2 separate regions of the Homo sapiens genome follow, and region 1 is linked to region 2. A link is an interaction called in ENCODE POLR2A ChIA-PET data of the cell type or tissue named here. Cell type or tissue: GM12878. All regions are shown on one strand. Links, peaks and the distances in the headings refer to the core of each region. The heading gives the core; the rest is flanking DNA. Region 1 overlaps PAK2 (p21 (RAC1) activated kinase 2). Region 2 has its middle 6.4 kb from the start of TM4SF19-DYNLT2B.

Evidence for each region. Peaks named below come from ENCODE experiments on the same cell type or tissue, not always from the same donor. Only the 100,000 strongest peaks of a DNase experiment are listed, where the experiment ranks them.
Region 1: POLR2A ChIA-PET joins it to region 2 with 5 read pairs; 2 of 35 experiments call an interaction of 5 or more read pairs at or near these places.

The regions. Positions count from the first base shown.
Region 1 is chr3:196,807,496-196,810,410 of GRCh38, forward strand. PAK2 (p21 (RAC1) activated kinase 2) reads left to right here. Exons shown (of 15, transcript NM_002577.4): 7 at 287-419. Among named protein-coding and RNA genes, the nearest start is that of SENP5, 59 kb to the right of the region's middle. In GM12878, for the core only: no CTCF peak of the experiment used is centred there; no DNase peak of the experiment used is centred there.
Region 2 is chr3:196,343,356-196,346,270 of GRCh38, forward strand. No RefSeq gene overlaps it. Among named protein-coding and RNA genes, the nearest start is that of TM4SF19-DYNLT2B, 6.4 kb to the left of the region's middle. In GM12878, for the core only: no CTCF peak of the experiment used is centred there; a DNase peak (open chromatin) is centred at 1,664.

The DNA.
Region 1 (2,915 bases), core at 179-2,678, 460 kb after region 2:
ATTGTTATACCATTTTAGACCTGGTCACACTTAAATTTCATTCATGGACCTGCTGTTTTACTAGACAGCTTTTCAAATATATTCATGCTATGCCAAAGAAAAATGTTTCACATTTATTCTTCTTAGTTACACATCTTTTATATCTGAAAATAGTGTTCTCATTATTTAGAACAATGGAAAAGACTACTTAGTTCAGGTTAAAAATCAAAGAACTGAATTAGTTTGCCAGGAAGAATATCTGAAAACATTATTCCTCAAACCTTGGTAATGAACTGTGTCTCCACAGATTTACACACGGTCTGTAATTGACCCTGTTCCTGCACCAGTTGGTGATTCACATGTTGATGGTGCTGCCAAGTCTTTAGACAAACAGAAAAAGAAGACTAAGATGACAGATGAAGAGATTATGGAGAAATTAAGTATGTTATCTACATTTTACATCATTGTTAAATTGTTCACGGCTCTTAAAACATTTGGCCCAGATGGATTTTAACTTACACTTTACATTGTGACTTAAAGTATAAAGAATAAATTGTTTCCTTATAGCAACAGTAGCTTCAATTACAATCTGGTGATGTCACCAGGTTCACCCCTAAATCCCAGCACTAGGTCAGGAGATCAAGACCAGCCTGGCCAACATGGTGAAACCCCGTCTCTACTAAAAATACAAAAATTAGCTGGATGTGCTGGCATGTGCCTGTAATCCCAGCTACTTGGAGGCTGAGGCAAGAGAATCACTTGAACCCAGGAGGTGGAGGTTGCAGTGAGCCAAGATTGCGTCGTTGGGCTGGGCGCGGTGGCTCACGCCTGTAATCCCAGCACTTTGGGAGGCCGAGGTGGGCGGATCACAAGGTCAGGAGATCGAGACCATCCTGGCCAGTATGGTGAAACCCCTCCTCTACTAAAAATACAAAAATCAGCTGGGCATGGTGGCATGTGCCTGTAGTACCAGCTGCTTGGGAGGCTGAGGCAAGAGAATCACTTGAACCCGGGAGGCGGAGGTTATAGTGAGCCGAGATCGCGCCACTGCACTCCAGCCTGGCAACAGTGAGACTCCATCTCAAAAAAAAAAAAAAAAAAGCGAACCGGCCGGGCACTGTGGCTCATGCCTATAATCCCAGCACTTTGGGAGACCAAGGTGGGTGGATCACTTGAGGTCAGGAGCAAGACTAGCCTGGCCAATGTGGCAAAACCCCATCTCTACTAAAAACAAAAATTAGCAAGGTGTCATGGCAGGTGCCTGTAATCCCAGCTACTTGGGGAGCTAAGGCAGGAGAATCACTTGAACCTGGGAGGCGGAGATTGCAGTGAGCCGAGATCGTGCCACTGCACTCCAGCCTGGGCGAAAGAGCGAGACTCAGTCTCAAAAAATAATAATAAATAAAATTAACAATTAAAGAATGCTAATCTAGAGGGTTCAAGGAAAAATACTGTATGGAAGGATTGTTTTAAACATAAAGCCTGGGCATAGTGGCTCAAACCTATAATCTCGGTACGTTGGCTGGCCAAGATAGGAGGATAGCTGGAGTCCAGGAGTTCAAGGCCGAACTATACAACTTAGACCCCGACTCCACCCCCTCAAAAAAAAAAGAAAAAAAGAAAATTAACGAGACCTGGTGGTGCATGTCTGTAGTCCCAGCTGACTGGGAGCCTGAGGCAGGAGGATTGCTTGAGCCCGTGAGTTCAAGGCTGTAGTGAGCTGTGATTGCGCCACTGCACTCCAGCCTGGGTGACAGAGTGAGACCCTGTCTCTAAAAAATAAACAAATGTTTATATGCCCCATGTTTATTTGGTTTTGATTTCTCAGTGCTTTCAAGTATAAACCTGGCTCTTACTCTGTTATTATTATTATCTTTTTTTTTTTTTTTTTTTGAGACAGAGTCTCGCTCTGTCACCCAGGCTGGAGTGCAGTGGCGTGGCTCACTGCAATCTCTGCCTCTCCAGTTCAAGCGTTTCTTCTGCCTCAGCCTCCCGAGTAGCTGGGGCTACAGGTGTGCGCCACCACACCCCGCTAATTTTTGTAGTTTTAGTAGAGATGGGGTTTCACCATGTTGGCTGGGCTGGTCTCAAACTCCTGACCTCAGGCATGAGTCACCACACCTGGCCTGCTCTGTTACTCTATGAGCATATAAGAATTATTTTAGGAGAGCTGCTACTTAAAAAAAAAAAAAAAATTAACTAGAATCCTAATTGTCATCATTTAGTTGTGACCTTTAGCTGTCACATCCCCAGTCTTTTTGGTATCTTTTTGTTCTTAGCCTCTTATTATTGATCCTGTTTCTTTGCTTGTTGACTTGAGGTTGGGTACCTACATAAAACTATTTATGTCAGTTTCCTTGATATGGTCCTGTCCTTTTTTACCTTGAGCAAGTGAAAGTTTAATGTGGTTTTTCTTACTAGTAATAAGAATATAAGTTAGGATTTTATGTCCAACTTCCTAATTTTAAAACCTCTTTCTTGTGACTTTGAACTTTCCTAAAACAAACATATGATTAGTTTATGTCAGAGCATAGTAATTTTTATGGTAATAAGTGGTTTTCTAAATATATTGAAAGATGAAATGTATACTGGAAGAGTCAGAAAGACCATTTAGGGTTTAGATAGCCTTTATTATTTATAATACTAAGTAGTCTCAAACTTACCTATTAATAGATATATTCAAATATATCTATTTCTATATTCAAATATATCTATTTTATATTCAAATATGTCTATTTTCTTGAGATTACCTGATTCTAAAGCTGAACATCTGAGAACCTAATTAATCTCTGACAAACTGGTACAGTCTTTTCAAAATGTGACCATTATTGAGCAAATGATTAGTTAGGAGGTCTAACCTAATGGAAATAATGTGTCTTCTTGTTTCTGTTACTTTTAAACTTTTAATGTGTCTTGTTTCTGATACTTTTAAACTT
Region 2 (2,915 bases), core at 203-2,702:
CCTGTAATCCCAGCACTTCGGGAGGCAGAGGCCGGTGGATCACTTGAGGCTGTAACCGCCCAAGGGGTTCACTTGCCCGCTGTCTAGACAGAGCCGATTCGTCATGACAGGGGAATTGCCATAGAGAAAGAGTAATTCACGCACAGCCGGCTGTGCGGGAGACCGCAGTTTTATTATTACTCAAATCAGTCTCTCCCAGCATTCGGGGAGCAGAGTTTTTAAGGACAGCTTGGTGGGTGTGGAGAGCCAGTGAGCCGGGAGTGCTGATTGATCAGGGATGGAATCACAGGGAGTCAGCTGTCTTCTTGCGCTGAGTCAGTTCCTGGGTCGGGGCCACAAGATCAGATGAGCCAGTTTATCCACCTGGGTGGTGCCAGCTGATCCATCAAGTGCAGGGTCTGCAAAGTATCTCAAGCGCTGATCTTAGGAGCAGTGTAGGGAGGGTCAGAATCTTGTAGCCTCCAGCTGCATGGCTCCTAAACCATCATTTCTAATCTTGTGACTAATGTTAGTCTAGTCCCCCGGCAAGAAGGAGGTCTGCTTTGGGAAAGGGCTGTTACCGTCTTTGTTTTAAACTATAAATTAAGTTTCCCCCCAAGTTAGTTCAGCCTACGCCCAGGAATGAACAAGGGCAGCTTGGAGGTTAGACGCAAGATGGAGTCGGTTAGGTTGGATCTCTTTCACTGTCTCAGTCATCATTTTGCAAAGGCGGTTTCAAGGCCAGGAATTTGAGACCAGCATGACCAACATGGTGAAACCGTCTTTACTAAAGATACAAAAATTAGCTGGGCGTGGTGTGCACAACCGTAGTCCCAGCTACTGGGGAGGCTGAGGTGGGAGGACTGCTTGAGTACGAGAGGCGGAGGTTGCGGTGAGCCGAGATCGCGCCACTGCACTCCAGTCTCGGCAACAGAGTGAGACTCTGTTTAAAACAAAAAACAAAAACAAACAAAAAAAGTCCTGGCGCGGTGGCTCACGCCTGTAATCCCAGCACTTTGGAGGCGGAGGCAGGTGGATCACGAGGTCAGGAGATCGAGACCATCCTGGCTAACACGGTGAAACCCCATCTCTACTAAAAATACAAAAAATTAGCCGGGCGTGGTGGCACGTGCCTGTAGTCCCAGCTACTCGGGAGGCTCAGGCCGGAGAATGGCGTGATGAACCCGGGAGGCGGAGGTTGCAGTGAGCCGAGATCACACCACTGCACTCCAGCCTGGGAGAAAGAGTGAGACTCCGTCTCAAATAAAAAAAACAAAAAATAAAGACTTAGGAGAACAGGCTAGACAGATGTTCCATTCTGGGGTATATTTGGGGATCTGGAGGTGGTATTTGAGCAAGAAATAGAGGAAGTTGATGAAATAGAATTCACTGGCAGAAGAGAAGATGATACAGCCAGACAACCAGGCCAGCTGTTTTCTAGTGTTCCCCAGATGAGAGCGACAGGACTAATCAGCCTCCTGTGGGTGGGCTCTAAACTCAACTGAAAGCTGACAAGAGAGCACATTCCCTTAATTGGAGGGAGAAAAAAAGGGAAGATATTGAAAGAGCTGCCTTTTATACCAGACCACTGAAGAGGAAGTTAGGGTTTTCTCATTAGTATATAAAAATCGTAAACTTCCACCCACCCAAAGTAGATTTCTGCCTCCAACATTGCACTGAAACTGTTCTTGGTCTCCAGTGATTTCGTGTCTCTGATGAACGCTACACTGTCCTCTTTACTTGACTCTAGACATAGTTAGCCACAGGATCCTTCTTGAACATTCTTACTCTTGGCTCCCTTGACACCCCACTCTGGTGTTTTTTTGTTTCTTTTTTTTGAGACAGAGTTTTGCTCTTGTCCCTCAGGCTGGAGTCTGGAGTCCAGTGTCACCATCTTGGCTCACTGCAACCTCCACCTCCCGGGTTCAAGCAATTCTCCTGCCTCAGCCTCCCGAGTACCTGGAATTACAAGCAACCGTGCCACCACACCCGGCTAATTTTTGTGTTTTTAGTAGAGGCGGGGTTTCACCATATTGGCCGGGCTGGTCTAGAACTCCTGAGCTCAAGTGATCTGCCCACCTTGGCCTCCCAAGGTGCTGGGATTACAGGCGTGAGCCACTGCGCCCGGCTGAGATTTCTCCTTTAAATAGAACGTTGTGGAGTTTACTTTTAGGCTGAGACCTAAAGGATAAAAGAAAGTGATCCGTGCTAAGACGAGGAGAACTCAAGCAGAAGACATGCCTCGGCTGTGGAGCAGGAAGGTGTTTGATGTTGGGGTTTGAGAGAAGGCCAGTCAGCTGGCAGGCAGGGGGCAAAGGGGGTGGCATGAAGCAAGGAGCTTGGGCATTCTGAGTGGAAGGAGAAGCCAGTATGCGGAGAATGGGTCGGAAGAGAGTAAGAGCAGAGACTACTGCAGTGGTCACGATAAAAAGCAGGTCACTTGGACCAGAGTAATGGCAATAGACTGAAAAGTAGGGTTACCTTTTATGCATTTTGGAGGCAGAAGTTAAAGGACTTGCTGTTGGATTAGAGATGGGGGAATAAGCAAAAGAAAATGACTTAAGTTTCTGGCAGGTTCATAGGTAGTGGTGTCACTGCAGGTCTGGGTGGGGAGGCGTCATCTTAGATGTAAGTGTGATACTTCCAACTATAGGCGCAGTGTAAAAAGTCGGACATGTGAGTCTGAAGCTTGGAGGAGAGACGGGCTGGAGTTGGAGATGTGAGAAATCATTGGCATTATACATGGCGGTTGGTACTATCAGAATGAGATCACAGAGGGAGAGTTAGAGGGCCAGGTCCTGGGGATCACCACCATAAAGACCCAATCAAGGAGGTGCAGGCAGTGAGAAGAAACACCAGGCAGGGCGCAGTGGCTCACATCTGTGATCCCAGCACTGTGGGAGGCCGAGGCAGGTGAATCACTTGAGGTCAGGAAT